2 separate regions of the Homo sapiens genome follow, and region 2 is linked to region 1. Evidence: read pairs that join two places in POLR2A ChIA-PET (ENCODE). Cell type or tissue: PC-9. All regions are shown on one strand.

Region 1 (8,000 bases):
TGAATAGCAAAATAAAATTTTCAAATAAGCCAAAACTTAATTTGCTTGTAAGGATATCAAAGTTTTAGTCACTTAAAAGTTGTATTAAATAATCTGGTACGTAACTGCAGAAGAGATTTCTCAAGGATCTGTTTGTGATTATCTAATCTTAGAGGTTAGAACGAAAAAGATGAAGCAAGGTTTAGAACATGTTAGTCAGGCATGGTAGCACACATCCATAATCCCAGCTACTTGGGAGGCTGAGGCAGAAGAACTGCTTGAGCCTAGGAGCTTGAGGCTGCAGTGAGCTAAGATCATGCTACTATATGCCAGCCTGGGCAACAGAAGAAGAACCTGTCTCTAGATAAATAAAGTTTTGGAGTATGTGAAAGAATTTTTCACCTGTAGATAGCACTTCTCCCTTTTAGAAAAAGACAAAATAAGTTTACTAGGGTTTCTATATTTTAGGTCCAAAATATATTAAGAATCAATTGATAACGTTGATAGGTCATGACGGCAAACCAGAAAAATATTCTGATGTGTTCATTAAAATAAAATAATTTAGCCAATAGCCAGGCGCAGTGGCTCATGTCTGTAATCCCAGCACTTTGCGAGGGCAAGGTGATTGGATCACTTGAGCCCAGGAGTCCGAGACCAGCCTGGGCAACATGGCGAAACCCTGTCTCTACAAAAGTTTTTAAAAATTAGCCAGGCGTGGTGATGCATGCCAGTAGTCCCAGCTACTCAGGAGGTTTGAGGTGAGAGGATTGCTTCAGCCTGGGCAATCAAGACTGCAGTGAGCCATGATCTCACCACTGTACTTCTGCCTGAGTGACAGAGCAAGAACCTGTCTCAAAATAAAATAAAATAAATTTAGCCAATAGTAGTTAGAGCCTTTCTTTTCTGCCAGGATCCTAAATAGAAATAAGCCAATGCAAGACAAATCCCTCTACTTCTGATGTAATGGTCGTGGAGGAGCAGGACAATGAGAAGCTGGTCTATTCTGTCTTAATGACAGACTGGAGCATTCTGTTAGGGTAACCTGAGTCTCAACCCTTCTACTTAGCCATAACTGCAGCAAGAAGCCTGAGGACCTGCAGAGCAGAGCAAAGCCAGAAGGTGTCTTCAAGATTCCATTCAAAATAAGTTATATCCATCCTGATAAAAAATATTCCTAGACCTATGAGTTTCTTCTACACAAGAAGCAGAGAAGACCAGAAGCCTGGGCAATTGGTGTCATTTCTATGTTTGTCACTTTATTCACACCAATAATAAATAGATATCTTTTCTTTCTTAATAGCCTTATACTAAAGAATGCTTTAAATGAGCCATGCAGGTGAATCAGGAAGGACTGCAATAGATAATGTGCAAAGTACTGAAGTTAGTTCACAAAAGCCATTCTGTAACGGTATTGAGCTAACAGGCCACCGTGTGTACTATATAAAAACAGGTCTCCTCAAAATCTCCAGGTTTGGACTCCGGATTAGTCTCCCAAGAAATACAGTAGATAAAATCACATCCTTTAATTGGAAGTTTTATAAGACAACACCTTGTATCTCACTACATACACAAAGAATGGGACTGCTTCTCACCTTTGCTTGTTTAGAAGTATTGAGTTTGATAGCAGAAACCTTCCCAGCATGATCACCTACAAAAACTCTAAGAATAGCTGTATCCCAGCAGAGAGCTGTGACTCTTCGGCCTTTGTGTTCTGAAGACACATACATTTGTTCCGGTTTCCCACGACGCTCTTGATTTAATTCCCAAACAACCACAAGACCTTGACTGCAAGAATTGAGTCACAGAGGCAAACGTGGCAACAGTGAACAAGGTACAATTTTGTTGCATCACAGTATCAACTATATCAAATACATATGCAACTCTTGTTCTTCAGAAAAGAGGAAGTATTATAAAAAGTCAAGGTATTAATTTCCTTGTTTTAGTCACCAAACCAGTTTAATAGGAGAAGTTAAATGATCTAAATTATCTCTGTTCCCTTTATCTTTTAAGGCCTTTGAAATGTTGTAACCTTAAATTAGCATTTTCTACAAATACTAGGATGACCAGCTGTCCATTCTGGTTTGCTGGGTACTGAGAGATTTCCTGAGACACAGGAGTTTCACTGTTAAAACCGGGACAATCCTAGGCAAACCAGGATGGTTGGTCACCCTAACAAACACATGTGTCAATTTAAAATGCATTTGAAAAAGGACAGATAGTTTTGGAACAGATTCTTACCTGGTAGCTACAGCAACATAATCATCATCATGTAAACAACAGGCGACTTGAGAAATTGCACCTTCCTAGAGCACAAAAGAAAATACATTTTTTAAATCTCAAGTTTTACATTATTATTATTATTATTTTTTTTTTTTTTTTTGAGACTGAGTCTCGCTCTGTTGCCCAGGCTGGGGAGCAATGGTGCGATCTCGGCTCACTGCAACCTCCACTTCCTGGGTTCAAGCGATTCTCCTGCCTCCGCCTCCCAAGTAGCTGGGATTACAGGCACTCACCACCACGCCCAGCTAATTTTTGTGTTTTTAGTGGAGACGGGGTTTCACCATGTTGGCCAGGCTGGTCTCCAACTCCTGACCTCAGGTAATCCATCCGCCTTGGCCTCCCAAAATGCTGGGATTACAGGCGTGAGACACCGCACCAAGCCAAGTTCTACATTCTTTTATTCCAAATGATTATTTATATTGGAGAAATTTGCATTTATGAAAGAGACTCCAAATGGTGTATGACAGAGCTGCCCTTAATCTTACCCTGTGTGAAAGAAAAAGCCTGTGCTTCCAGCCTTCTTTCTGAATGAGATGGAGTCCTCCTCCTGAACTGCCCAAAGCCAACCATTTCCGAGACACAGCTATGCTCGTGCACTAAAAACATGTGAAGAGAAGTGTGAGATAATCACAGCTACTTAACCAAATAGACTATCCACTGAAAATAAATACTGAGGATTTATGCATCAGGCTCCTTCCCTCACTTTACCCTCTGCCCATATGGACACAATATGACACTTATTCTCTAGTTCTAGAATAGTAAAAAATACTGAAGAAAGAACATTTTGTTTTTAAACTTCTAAATGAATCTCACAAAGGCTGAATAGGCTCCATTGTATGAGTAATTTTCCCTTGGCAAACGCTGGCTGTTAAGACTTCATATTTTGTGTAATTTGGCTAGGTCATTCCAATGCTGACTACAACAATGGAAGACCAAGGAAGTTACCAGAAGATAAAGCAACCAGGTTAAATATTCGTTCATTTAAATCATTTCTAATCTGTACAAACACCACAAAACATCCACAAGTCTTAGGGTAGGTGAGACTCCATCAGAGAATGCAGTGGTCATGCCGTGCCCAATACCCCGTGGTAAAAGTTATTAGTTGATTGACTAAGAGACATTCCCAATCTTCTTCAATTTTGTTGCTTTTCACCATAGAAGTTGGAAAACCTAAATATTCACCTTCCCAGTTCCCTAGTTGCCAAGGGTTGTCATGTAACTCAATTCTAGCTAATAAGACCAAGGCTGCTGAGGCCTTGATGAAAGATGAAAGGCAGAGCCTGTAGAAAGCCTTTGCCCTTTGCCCCCACTTTCTTGAGATGTTAATGAGAACAGTAAGACTGGAGACAGGACACATATTGCAAAAGCAGCTAAAAGCTAACATATGTGCAATGGTAGAACAGGAAAAATGGGAGCCAGTTATATCATTGGGCCACTACACTAAACCCAGAACACTAACCTCCTATGAGATTATAAACATCTTTACCACGTAAGCTCCTATTAATATGTTACACCATACTGTAATTTGCAGCTGAAAAAATGTCTAACTGATATCAAGCCTCAAAATTGTTACTCATATTACTGTCTATCACTTCCTATTTTCCCTTTCCTCAGATGCTAGTATCTCCTTTAGGGCAGTAGCAAAAGTATAAAAATGAAATTACTTTGGTACTGGTTATGAAACTTTGTTTTTTACCACATCATTCCTGAGTTTAATCAAAATAACTCAGAGATTGAAGGAAGTACATAGTTCTTTGAATTCCAAGGACAATCAAAACACATACTTATTGAGGGAAAAAAAAAAATAGCTCAGGGCAGTCTGAGCTATGTGAAGTATGCAGGCCCAGACAGAAATGAATATGAGATATCAGTCATGCACCCACTCTCTGCACCCACGCCTGGGGGCAATTGTTTAAAGTAATTTTGTCACTGACTAGCTGTCTCACCTGTTACCTTCATGTCACTGAAATCTGTGATACAAAGAACAATGTATAGCCAATCAATAGTTTTTGTTATTTTAATATGAGTTTTTGCTAAACAACTCAGAATCTGCCTCTTCTTTTCCTTTAAAAATCCACTTGGGCTGGACAAGGTGGCTCATGCCTATAATCCCAACATTTTGGGAGGTCAGGATGTCGAGACCAGCCTGGGCAACAGAATAAGACTCCAGCCCTAATTTAAACATTTTTATTTTTAAGAAATCCAGGCCAGGCGCAGTGGCTCACGCCTGTAATCCCAACACTTTGGGAGGCCAAGGTGGGCGGATCACGAGGTTAGGAGATCGAGACCATCCTGGCCAATAAAGTGAAACCCCGTCTCTACTAAAAATACAAAAATTAGCTGGGTGTGGCAGTGCGTGCCTGTAATCCCAGCTACTTGGGAGGCTGAGGCAGTAGAATCACTTGAACCCAGGAAGTGGAGGTTGCAGTGAGCCAAGATTGCGCCACTGAACTCCAGCCTGGTGACAGAGCTAGACTCCGTCTCAAAAAAAAAAAAAAAGGCCGGGTGCGGTGGCTCATGCCTGTAATTCCAGCACTTTGGGAGGCCAAGGCAGAAGGACTCACTGAGCCCAGGAGTTTGAGACCAGCTACAGCAACATAATGAAACCCTATCTCTAAAAAATATATAAAAATTAGGCAGGCCATGTGGTGTGGTACATGCCTGTAGTCCCAGCTACTTGAGAGGCTGAGGCAAGAAGACTGCCTGACGCCAGTTCAAGGCTACAGTGCACTGCAGTGTGCTATGACTCAGCTATGATGCCTGTGAATAGCCACTGCACTCCAGCTTGGGCAACATAGTAAGACCGCATCCCCCCTCCCCCGACCAGCCGTCTCAAAAAATAATCCACCCAGCACTTTGGGAGGCCGAGGCGGGCGGATTACTTGAGGCCAGGTGTTCAAGACAAGCCTGGCCAACATGGCAAAACCCCGTCTCCACTAAAAATTCAAAAATTAGCCAGGCATGATGGTACACACCTGTAATCCTAGCCTCTCTGGTGGCTGAGGCATGAGAATCACTTGAACCCGGGAGGCAGAGTTTGCAGAGAGCTGAGATGGTGCCACTGTACTCCATCCTGGGCAACAGAGCAAGACTACATCTCAAAAATAAATAAATAAATAAATAAATAAATAAATAATCCACTTGTAACTGCTGCTAATCAAAGTGTATATTTAAAGCAACTTTTATCTATGTTCCCAGGTTGTAATCCTCAAGCTTGGCCCTAATAAACTGTCTGCTTATATTATTTTCGCCTTTGTCTGTTTTGTTTTCTGGGTTTTTTTATTCCTTTTGAGATAGGGTCTTGCTGTGTCACCCAGGCTGGAATGCAGTGGAGCTATCACAGCTCACTGTAGCCTCAACCTCCCTGGCTCAAGCAATGCTCCCAACTCAGCCTTCTGAGTAGCTGGGACCACAGATACCCACCACCACGTCCAGCTGATTTTTGTATTTTTTGTAAAGATGGGGTTTTGCCATATTTCCCAAGCGGTCTCAAACTCCTGAGCTCAACCAATCCTCCCACTTCTGCCTCCTAAATTGCTGGGATTACAGGCATGAGCCACCAAGCCAGGGCAGCTTCTTCCTCTTAGCTTCTTCCTCTTAGGTCGACATTCTGCCCAGAGCTAACTAACTTTTGCTTTTCTCCCTAAAACGAGGGTTACACCAGACTCCCTGTTTTGGAATGACCTTAGTATAACTACATGTTATTCAAAATGTAAAGGGGTTATTGGGGCTCAGCAACCAATACCCCAAAATAGGGAGCTTTGACATGCTGACAGTTCTTAGAAGCTGCCTCAAAACCAAAGTCCCTTTAACCTTGTCTCGTTTCCACCTCTCCACCAAGCACAGAGTGGGACTCTCTCCAGAGGAATTTCCTTATCTGACCAAGAAAGCTTCTTTCCAAAGTGGGCCAGGCTCAATGGCTCATGCCTGTAATCCCAGCACTTTGGGAGGAGGCAAGAGGATTGTCTGAGGCTAGGAGTTTGGGACGAGCCTGGCCAACATGGTGAAACTCTGTCTCTACGAAAAACACAAAAATTAGCCGGGCGTGGTGGCAGGTGCCTGTAATCCCAGCTACTCTGGAGGCTGAGGCACAAGACTCACTTGAACCCAGGAAGTGGAGGTTGCAGTAAGCCAAGATCGTGCCACTGCACTCCAGCCTAGGCAAGGGAGTGAAACTCTATCTTAAAAAAAAAAAAATAGAAAGAAAGAAAGAAAGAAAAAGAAAGCTTCCTTCCAAAAGAAATGCAATTGTCCTAAACCCTTTCCCTAAGGATCTCATCAAATAACCAGGAAAAATCAACAGACCGGGAGTCATCATCATGCCCAGATAGACTTTTCATTTATTCTTCTGAAGGTAGCTCCAAGAGTTTATCTGGGGGATTTTACCTGCATAAGTCAGATTGTTCCTATGCAGCTCCATCCCTCACCTTCCCATGTCTGCCTCCCACTTGCTAGGTCTATTCATTCTCCATAATGATTTATTGCCACTCAAAACAATCATCTACATTCTCCATATCCCCACTTCCCTATGAAAGAGGGTACACACAGCCAGGCATGGTGGCTCCCTCCTGTTATCCCAGTGCTTTAGGGAAGCCAAAGGCCAAGGCACATGATTGCTTGAGGCCAGGAGTTCGATGTTATCATGAGCTATGGTCTCACCACTGTACTCCAGCCTGGGCAACATAGCAAGACCCCATCTCTACAAAAACTTTAAAAATTAGCCTGGCATGGTATCGAGTATGTTTAGTCCCAGCTGCTCAGGAGGATGAGGCAAGAGAATTACTTGAACCCAGGAGTTTGAGGTTACAGTGAGCTAGGATCTCCCCATTGCACTTAGGCCTGAGCAACAGAGACAACCTGTTTCAAAAGAAGAAAAAAAAAAGAAAGAAAAGAAAATAAGATTTTATATGCCTTTTCTCCTATTAATCTTATTTTTAGTAGCTGATTTTTAGCAAACCTTCAGAAGATGAAGAGACAGTTTTCTCTTGGTCTTTGTGAGATATACTCATTTATACCATTTTATTTTCAATCAAATATATTACTTTCTGAGAGAAGACAGCAAGAACACTAACGGGGAAAAATGAAGCAAGTCAGTATCATGGTTTCCAGGGATGGTAAATTAGAATTCAAAAGATAGCTCAAAAAATAAATCAAGAAAGAGCTATGAAAATTATACCTCTATGTAAAGTGTCAACCTAAAAGGAAGAAGTTGAGGCCAAATTAACATTGACTTTATTTGGGCCAAGGTTGAGGATGCAGCCTAGGACAAACTTCCAAGTTGCCTTGGGGAATGCTCTGGAAAACAAGAAACTCAAGTTTTCAGAAGAGGCTGTTTGTCAGGAATTCTCATTGGCTTACAGCAATAACATTGATTAGTGATTGGCTATACACTTTTGAACTATGAAGTGTACTGCATTTTATCACTACTTGGTGTCAGTTAGTCTAGTGCCCACATAGCAAGTAGCTTCAAGAGGTAATTAATTAGCTCAAACAAAAGTGATAAAACCTGTAATCCCAGCACTTTGGGAGGCCGAGGCGGGCAGATCACGAGGTCAGGAGATCGAGACCATCCTGGCTAACATGGTGAAACCCCGTCTCTACTAAAAATACAAAAAATTAGCCAGACGTGGTGGCGGGCACATGTGGTCCCAGCTACTTGGGAGGCTGAGGCAGGAAAACGGTGTGAACCCGGGAGGCGGAGCATGCAGTGAGCTGAGATCACACCACTGTACTCCAGCCTG
Region 2 (8,000 bases), 89 kb after region 1:
TATGTTCTTAGGAAAGGCCACATAATACACCAACTTTTATTCCTTACCCACTAGATGAGAAATTGATGCTGTTTTCCCCACACCTACAAACCGCCTATGTTTTTTCTCTGTGATGGCCTCTGGCTCAGGTGTGGGTAAGAAGAGTAACTGACACTCATTATATTGTGGATGATTTAGGGATAGATCTGCAGCTTGAATAACTTTTGGTAACGATAGACCACATCCAGTTGTATTAAAGCTGTTATTGGTGCTCCTGGCCTGAAATGGACCTATGAACTTTGAGTTGCAACTATAAGGATATTTTTTGCCAGTATTATACACTGCACAAACCTATTTATCCATAACTGTTAGTATTGGTTCATATATGGAATCAACCAGGGAATAGTTCAGATTCCATCTCTGAAAGATGGGCGGAAATCAGACTTTTTAACTTTTTAAGTTTTTTTTTTTTGAGACGGAATCTCGCTTTGTTGCCCTGGCTGGAGTGCAGTGGCACGATCTTGGCTCACTTGACCTCCTGGGTTCAAGTGATTCTCCTGCCTCAGCCTCCCGAGTAGCTGGGACTACAGGCACCCACCGCCACGCCTGGCTGATTTTTGTATTTTTAGTAGAGACAGGCCTTCACCATATTGGCCAGGCTGGTCTTTTTTTTTTTTTTTTTTTTTTTTTTCTGAGAAGGAGTCTCGCCGTGTCGCCCAGGCTAGAGTGCAGTGGCGTGAACTCCGCTCACTGCTAGCTCTGCCTCCCGGGTTCATACCATTCTCCTGTCTCAGCCTCCCAAGTAGCTGGGACTACAGGCACCCACCACCACGCCTGGCTAAATGTTTGTATTTTTTAGTAGAGACGGGGTTTCACCATGTTAGCCAGGATGGTCTCGATCTCCTGACCTCGTGATCCGCCTACCTTGGCCTCCCAAAGTGCTGGGATTACAAGCGTGAGCCACCGTGCCTGGCCTGGCCAGGCTGTCTTGAACTCCTGACCTCAAGTGATGTGCCCGCCTCGGCCTCCCAAAGTGTTGGGATTACAGATGTGAGTCACTATGCCCGGCCAGAACATTTCTTACTAATTTCAAGTCTTGATGCTGGTCAATATCACCTAGTTAAATGAATAACAACCTAAAATTGGTGTGTAGGATGGAATTTGAGAGAGTAGACAGAGCAGTTTTATATAATTGGAAGTTATTCTAGCAACTGCCAGTCCAGTGTTCTGCTTCCACATCTGCAGTGGTGGAACTCCTATAGAGCTCGCTTCAGTGGGGAGACAGGGCTGGAGAGAGGGTCAGTGCTATCTATGTAGGGTGTAATCTGTAAGTCAGCTTTTGAAATGGGGTGCCCTCTACTTTGAATATCTCGATACTGTACTAATAAAGTAACAGAACTCTCCTATGCCAGAAATATAGAAATTTTTCATGCTCTTCTAAAAATCTAGAAGTGGCAATTTTCCATTTAACTAAAGATTTGATGTCTTTTAGGACTTGGCAGATGAACTTGCTCTTGTTGATGTCATCGAAGACAAATTGAAGGGAGAGATGATGGATCTCCAACATGGCAGCCTTTTCCTTAGAACACCAAAGATTGTCTCTGGCAAAGGTTGATTTCAACAAGTTTATATTATAATCCATGCTTGACTTAAATTCTTTTTCCAGATGGTCTCCATTTGTTGCTTAGGGTAGAGTGCAGTTGCACAATTATGGCTCACCACAGCCTCGAACCCTGGGCTCAAGCAATCCTCCTTCCACTTCATTACCCCCTCCCCCTCACAAAGAAACTGGGACTATAGGGTATGCTACCATGCCCGGCTAATTTTTTTACTTTTTGTAGAGATGGGGACCCACTGTGTTGCCCAGGCCTGTCTTGAACCACTGGGCTCAAGTGATCCTCCCTCCTTAGCCTTCCGAAGTACTGGGATTGCAGGTGTGAACCACTGTGCCCGGCTTTAGACTTAAATGTTTTATCAGGCTTGAAATCCTAGCTCTTTAAAGATTTTGTTTTAAATGCCGGGTGCAAGAGCCTGGGAACAATTTCACTTAGGTGCCTGTGAATATCAAAGTTTCAATTTCTGGCAAATGGTTTAAAATAGAAATCCAATTTGTCCATGCTATGCAAACCATCTGAATTAGAATGTAATGAGTAAAGCTTAAACCTTAGGTCTGTATTTAACCACATTGTGTTACTTACTTGCCCCCACATCCTTTCACACACGAAGTTGAGAATAGGGTAAATAAATGAGCCTGTTCAGCTAATACTCTTGGCTTGACCCTTTCACACTTAACAGCACCAGCCAAGAAACCTGAATGTGAGCCCAAATAGTGTCTATTTTGATACCTGAAAATCACTGGCCACCTTGCTGATGGGCAACTCCCTTCATCACTGGTTTAACTCTCTTGTGCCATAGGGTATCTAGAAGCAAAATATGTTTGTTAAGTGTAAAGCTGTCTCTGCTTAAAAACAAGTCCCCCTACCACCACCACCACACACACACACACACACACACACACACACACACACACACACACACACACACGAAATTGCCTGTTCCTGGGCTGATAGGACACCAGTTAAGTAGAAACAGGAGTATGGAAGAGTGTGAACGTTGAGCTTGGGGATCAAAAATTTGAGGATATGTAAGAAATTAATAGGAGAATCAAATAATAAACTTGATTTCCTCCAGCTCTCCCTAATTGTAGTTACATAAAGTTACAACTTGACTAAAACTACAAGGAAGATGTTGACATGCTCTTCCTCCATTTAAGAAGCCATAATGATAAAACTCTAAGAACAAGAAAGGTTTGTGGAGCATTTATGGAACAAATTTTTGCTGCCTAGGTAAAATTTATTCTAAAGGCCTTAATCTGGTCATTATTCCCCTTTTCTCTAGACTATAATGTAACTGCAAACTCCAAGCTGGTCATTATCACGGCTGGGGCACGTCAGCAAGAGGGAGAAAGCCGTCTTAATTTGGTCCAGCGTAACGTGAACATCTTTAAATTCATCATTCCTAATGTTGTAAAATACAGCCCGAACTGCAAGTTGCTTATTGTTTCAAATCCAGGTGAGGCTTTTGACTGCATAAAAATTGACAAGCTATAGTAAAACTGATAGTATATGATATATATATTATATATATTTTAAATATTTTGAAATATTTTAAAAAATACATTTTTAAAAATATTTTCGAATATTATTTTAAAATATATATATATATTTTGAGGCGGAGTTTTGCTCTTGTCGCCCAGGTTGGAGTGCAGTGGCGCAATCTGGGCTCACTGCAACCTCTGCCTCATGGGTTCAAGCGATTCTTTTGCCTCAGCCTCTCAAGTAGCTGGGATTATAAGCGCCTGCCACCACACATGGCTAATTTTTTATATTTTTAGTAGAGACAGGGTTTCACCATGTTGGCCAGGCTGGTTTTGAACTCCTGGCCTCAAGCAGTCCATCTGCCTCCCAAAGTGCTAGGATTACAGGCGTGAGCCACCGTGCCCAGCCACGCATATTTATTGATTCATTTATTTTTCTTTTTTTTTTTTTTTTTTTTTTGAGACGGAGTCTTGCTCTGTCACCCTGGCTGGAGTACAGTGGCTTGATCTTGGCTCACTGCAAGCTCCGCCTCCCGGGTTCATGCCATTCTCCTGCCTCAGCCTCCCGAGTAGCTGGGACTACAGGTGCCCACCACGACGCCTGGCTAATTTTTTGTATTTTTAGTAGAGACGGGGTTTCATCAGGTTAGCCAGGATGGTCTCGATCTCCTGACCTCGTGATCTGCCCGCCTTGGCCTCCCAAAGTGCTGGGATTACAGGCGTGAGCCACCGTGCCTGGTGATTCATTTATTTTTCATGTTTCATTTCCCTTCTAAGGAGATTTGTGTGTGTGTGTTTTTTGTTTTTTAATAATTTTAAAACATTAAAGGGAATACAATGCCTTTAAATGTAGTTGGAGCTTAAAATTACCTGCCCAAGATCTTGGATAAGGGATAAGTTTGTGAATAATTGTTATTCTCTTTTTTTTTTTTTTTTTTTTTGAGACAGTCTCACTTTGTAGCTCAGGCTGGAGTGCAGTGGTTCGATCTTGGCTCACTGCAACCTCTGCCTCCTGGGTTCAAGCAATTCTCCTGCCTCAGCCTCCCAAGAGCTGGGATTACAGGCACGTGCCACCATGCTCGGCTAATTTTTGAAGTTTTAGTAGAAAGGGGTTTCACCATGTTGCCCAGGCTGGTCTCAAATTCCTGAGCTCAGGTGATCCATCTGCCTCAGCCTCCCAAAGTATTAGGATTACAGGCGTGAGCCACCGTGCCCGGGCCCATAATTGTCTCTTAGTTGATAAACAGTTTATTTTCATAAAACTGTTACTATACTTTTTTTTTGAGAGCATGTCTCACTCTGTCGCCCAAGCTGGAGGGCAATGGGATGATCATGGCAGCTTTGACCTACTAGGCTCAGGTGATCCTTCTTCCTCAGCCTCTTAAGTAGCTAGGACTACAGGCGTGCACCAATATGCCTGGCTAGTTTGTTAAAAGTTTTTTTGTAGAGATGGGGTTTTGCTATGTTGCCCAGGCTGGTCTTGAACTGCTGGCCTCAGGCAGTCCTCCCACCTCAGCCTCCCAAAGTGTTGGGATAACAGGTGTGAGTTGTCATGCCCAGCCAAAACTACTTTTTGAATAATTAATGGACTTGATATACATAGTGTAGAGGCTTAAAAATATTAACAAAATTATTGGTTAGCCATGATCAATATCAAGATCCTGAAAAGCCATATATCTGGAGTAGCCTATTATTATCTAATGATCACCTAGTATCTGGTTAAGTGTTTTCTTCATAGTAGGTATATCTTTTTTGTGTGTAGGGAGAGGATAATGGGTGATTTTTATTTTCTCCTTTTTCATAGTGGATATCTTGACCTACGTGGCTTGGAAGATAAGTGGTTTTCCCAAAAACCGTGTTATTGGAAGCGGTTGCAATCTGGATTCAGCCCGATTCCGTTACCTAATGGGGGAAAGGCTGGGAGTTCACCCATTAAGCTGTCATGGGTGGGTCCTTGGGGAACATGGAGATTCCAGTGGTAAGCATAAGTTATTTTCTTTTTGTTTTTGAAAAGATTATATAAAAAGTCGATGGGCATTATATTATTCAATTAGAGCCTAATCAAATATCCATTCAGTAGGATGGAATGGTTTCCCGAAATCTAGCATTTTGTATAATTATATGTTAAGAATTGTTAAGATTGTTGCCATTTTATATGGCATTTTATGGCGAGGGGGACGGGAAATGAAATTTCTCTTCTTACCATGGATATCTTAAGACTGTAGTTCTTAGGATGTCTTCAGTCATTTAATATCACAGCTGTTTATACCTGACTTGTACTGCCTGGCCCTGAAAAGATGAGCAAATCCAAATGCACAAAAGTTATATTATCACAGTTGAAAAATGTTATGATTAGGTTCTGTATGCTAAGAAAACCCCCCTTATGTTCTCATACTATCTTTATATTTCAAATATACATGGGTTAAACATTTCAATTGGCTAGAGAAACAGGTTAGAATACAGTTAAAATTCTTAGTTTTACATAATGTAAGTAAATGAAAATCTAATCTAAAAGTGAGTAATGACTACATTAGTAGTCTTGACCATCTACCAAAATTGAGTATTCTTCCTCCGAAGATAAGAGAATTAGGAAAATGAATCACAATTACTAATCTGTTGGTACATGAAAATAAATGTAGTCTGTACTATTTCTTTTAGTGCCTGTATGGAGTGGAATGAATGTTGCTGGTGTCTCTCTGAAGACTCTGCACCCAGATTTAGGGACTGATAAAGATAAGGAACAGTGGAAAGAGGTTCACAAGCAGGTGGTTGAGAGGTAATAAATCTTTCAATTTGGCAACACAGAATATTAACATTTACTATTTTTATTTAAAAGGTTAAAATTGTAATAGTATTTGCATTTGAGAACTTTTTGTTAGAAAACTTGTGTGGTTTTTTTGTTTTGTTTTGTTTGAGACAGAATCTTGCCCTTTCGCACAGGCTGCAGTGCAGTGGCGCAATCTTGGCTCACTGCAACCTCTGCCTCCCGGGTTCAGGCGATTCTCCTGCCTCAGCCTCCTGGGTACCTGGGACTACAGGCATATGCCATGACGCCCGGCTAATTTTTTGTATTTTTAGTAGAGATGGGGTTTCACCATGTTAGCCAAAAAAAAAAGAATGTGCCTCACCTTGCAAGGCCCAGGCCCTAGGATCACTTGAGCTCAGGAGTTCAAGGCCAGCCTGGGCAACAGGGCAAAACCCTGTCTCTACAATAAATACACAAATTAGCCAGGCATGGTGGTGAGCACCTGTGGTCCTAGCTACTTGAGAGGCTGAGGCAGGAGGATCGCATGAGCCTGGGAGGTCAAGGCTGCAGTGAAGCGAGATCCTGCCACTGCACTCCAGAGCCTGCTAGCCTGGGTGACAGAGTAAGAGCCTGTCTCAAAGGAAAAAAAAAATTATTGAAATAGGGAAGCTTTCAACTTGGTGGCATTATTTACCTTTGTGGTCCTGTGTGGACCTCAGGTCTATAGAATTAAAAAATGAATCATAGCCGGGCATGGTGGCTCATGCCTGTAATCCCAGCACTTTGGGAGGCCGAGGCAGGCAGATCACGAGGTCAGGAGATGGAGACCATCCTGGCTAACACGGTGAAACCCCGTCTCTACTAAAAATACAAAAAATTAGCCGGGCGTGGTGGCAGGCGCCTGTAGTCCCAGCTACTCGGGAGGCTGAGGCAGGAGAATGGCATGAACCCGGTAGTTGGAGCTTGCAGTGAGCCGAGATCGCGCCACTGCACTCCAGCCTGGGCGACAGAGCGAGACTCCGTCTCAAAAAAAAAAGAATCATAATCTTTAGTTCATAACATATTCTTGTGATTGGTCAAGCAAGGCCCTCTTGTTTGTATTTGTTTAATTAAATAAAACCTGTGAACCCACCACCCAGCTCAAGAAAGAAACACAATATCTGTCAAATAACATTGTTGAATCAGAATTTAGTATTCTGCTGGTGTTTGGAAATAAGTGGATTCTGTGCTCTTTCCCCCAGCTATCCCTCTGTCCCCCTCACGCTCCCACTTGAGATAATCCTGAGTTAAGGATGCTATGTTATCTTGGATTTCTTTTTAAAATTCAATATTATATTTTTAAGAATTATCCAATTTTTTTTACAAGTAGCTATAGTTTATTTTTTGATAGCTGTGTAATATTCCATTGTATCAGTATACCATGATTTATCCATTCTTCTGTTGGAGGACATTGGAAAGATTGTCATGTTTTTGCTGTTACTAACAGTACTGTTAATGAATATCCCTGTACATAATATCCTAGCATACATGTGTGCAAGGGTTATTCTTGGTATAATGCAACATTGTGGCATTATTTACTGTAAAATGTGTATTAATGAAAACTTTGTTTTTCTTTCTTTCTCCCACCCTGCTTTTTCTGCCTTTACCTATGGTTTCCTATCATACAGTGCTTATGAGGTGATCAAACTCAAAGGCTACACATCCTGGGCTATTGGACTCTCTGTAGCAGATTTGGCAGAGAGTATAATGAAGAATCTTAGGCGGGTGCACCCAGTTTCCACCATGATTAAGGTAGGTCTATGTAGTGATACGCTGCATTTGAATGCTTTTTGCTGGCTTTTTAAAAAAGATTCTTCTGAGAAAGATTAATACAAGTCTTCCATTACTGACTTAAGTGAAATAAATTAATGTACCCACAGCTTACCTTTTTTGAAAGAAATGGTTGAGCTTTAGGATTAATGTCCATTAGGCCTGTTCAACACATAGATACTTGATAATTTGACTACAAAAAAGTCTTGTTCAATTATGCTGAGGTAGGTGGAAGACTATAAAAGAAATAAACTATTTCTCCATTGGGGAAAATAGAAATTATATTCAAGTTAGCATTATGTTACTATTTTTAATGACTTTCTTTTATACTATTAATTAAATCATAACTGAACACCTGGAAAGGAATTT

The links. ChIA-PET counts read pairs that join two places held together with the same protein. Peaks named below come from ENCODE experiments on the same cell type or tissue, not always from the same donor. Only the 100,000 strongest peaks of a DNase experiment are listed, where the experiment ranks them.
Region 2: POLR2A ChIA-PET joins it to region 1 with 10 read pairs; 33 of 35 experiments call an interaction of 5 or more read pairs at or near these places.

Annotation. Positions count from the first base shown.
Region 1 is chr11:18,309,170-18,317,169 of GRCh38, forward strand. HPS5 (HPS5 biogenesis of lysosomal organelles complex 2 subunit 2) reads right to left here. Exons shown (of 23, transcript NM_181507.2): 3 at 2,745-2,855; 4 at 2,218-2,282; 5 at 1,572-1,764. Among named protein-coding and RNA genes, the nearest start is that of HPS5, 9.0 kb to the right of the region's middle. RefSeq lists an enhancer at 1,658-1,737. In PC-9, no CTCF peak of the experiment used is centred here; DNase peaks (open chromatin) are centred at 1,802, 4,082 and 4,992; H3K4me3 peaks cover 1,422 bases; H3K27ac peaks cover 6,542 bases.
Region 2 is chr11:18,397,960-18,405,959 of GRCh38, forward strand. LDHA (lactate dehydrogenase A) reads left to right here. Exons shown (of 8, transcript NM_005566.4): 3 at 1,472-1,589; 4 at 2,878-3,051; 5 at 4,881-5,054; 6 at 5,735-5,852; 7 at 7,490-7,613. Among named protein-coding and RNA genes, the nearest start is that of LDHA, 7.4 kb to the left of the region's middle. In PC-9, no CTCF peak of the experiment used is centred here; no DNase peak of the experiment used is centred here; H3K27ac peaks cover 2,904 bases.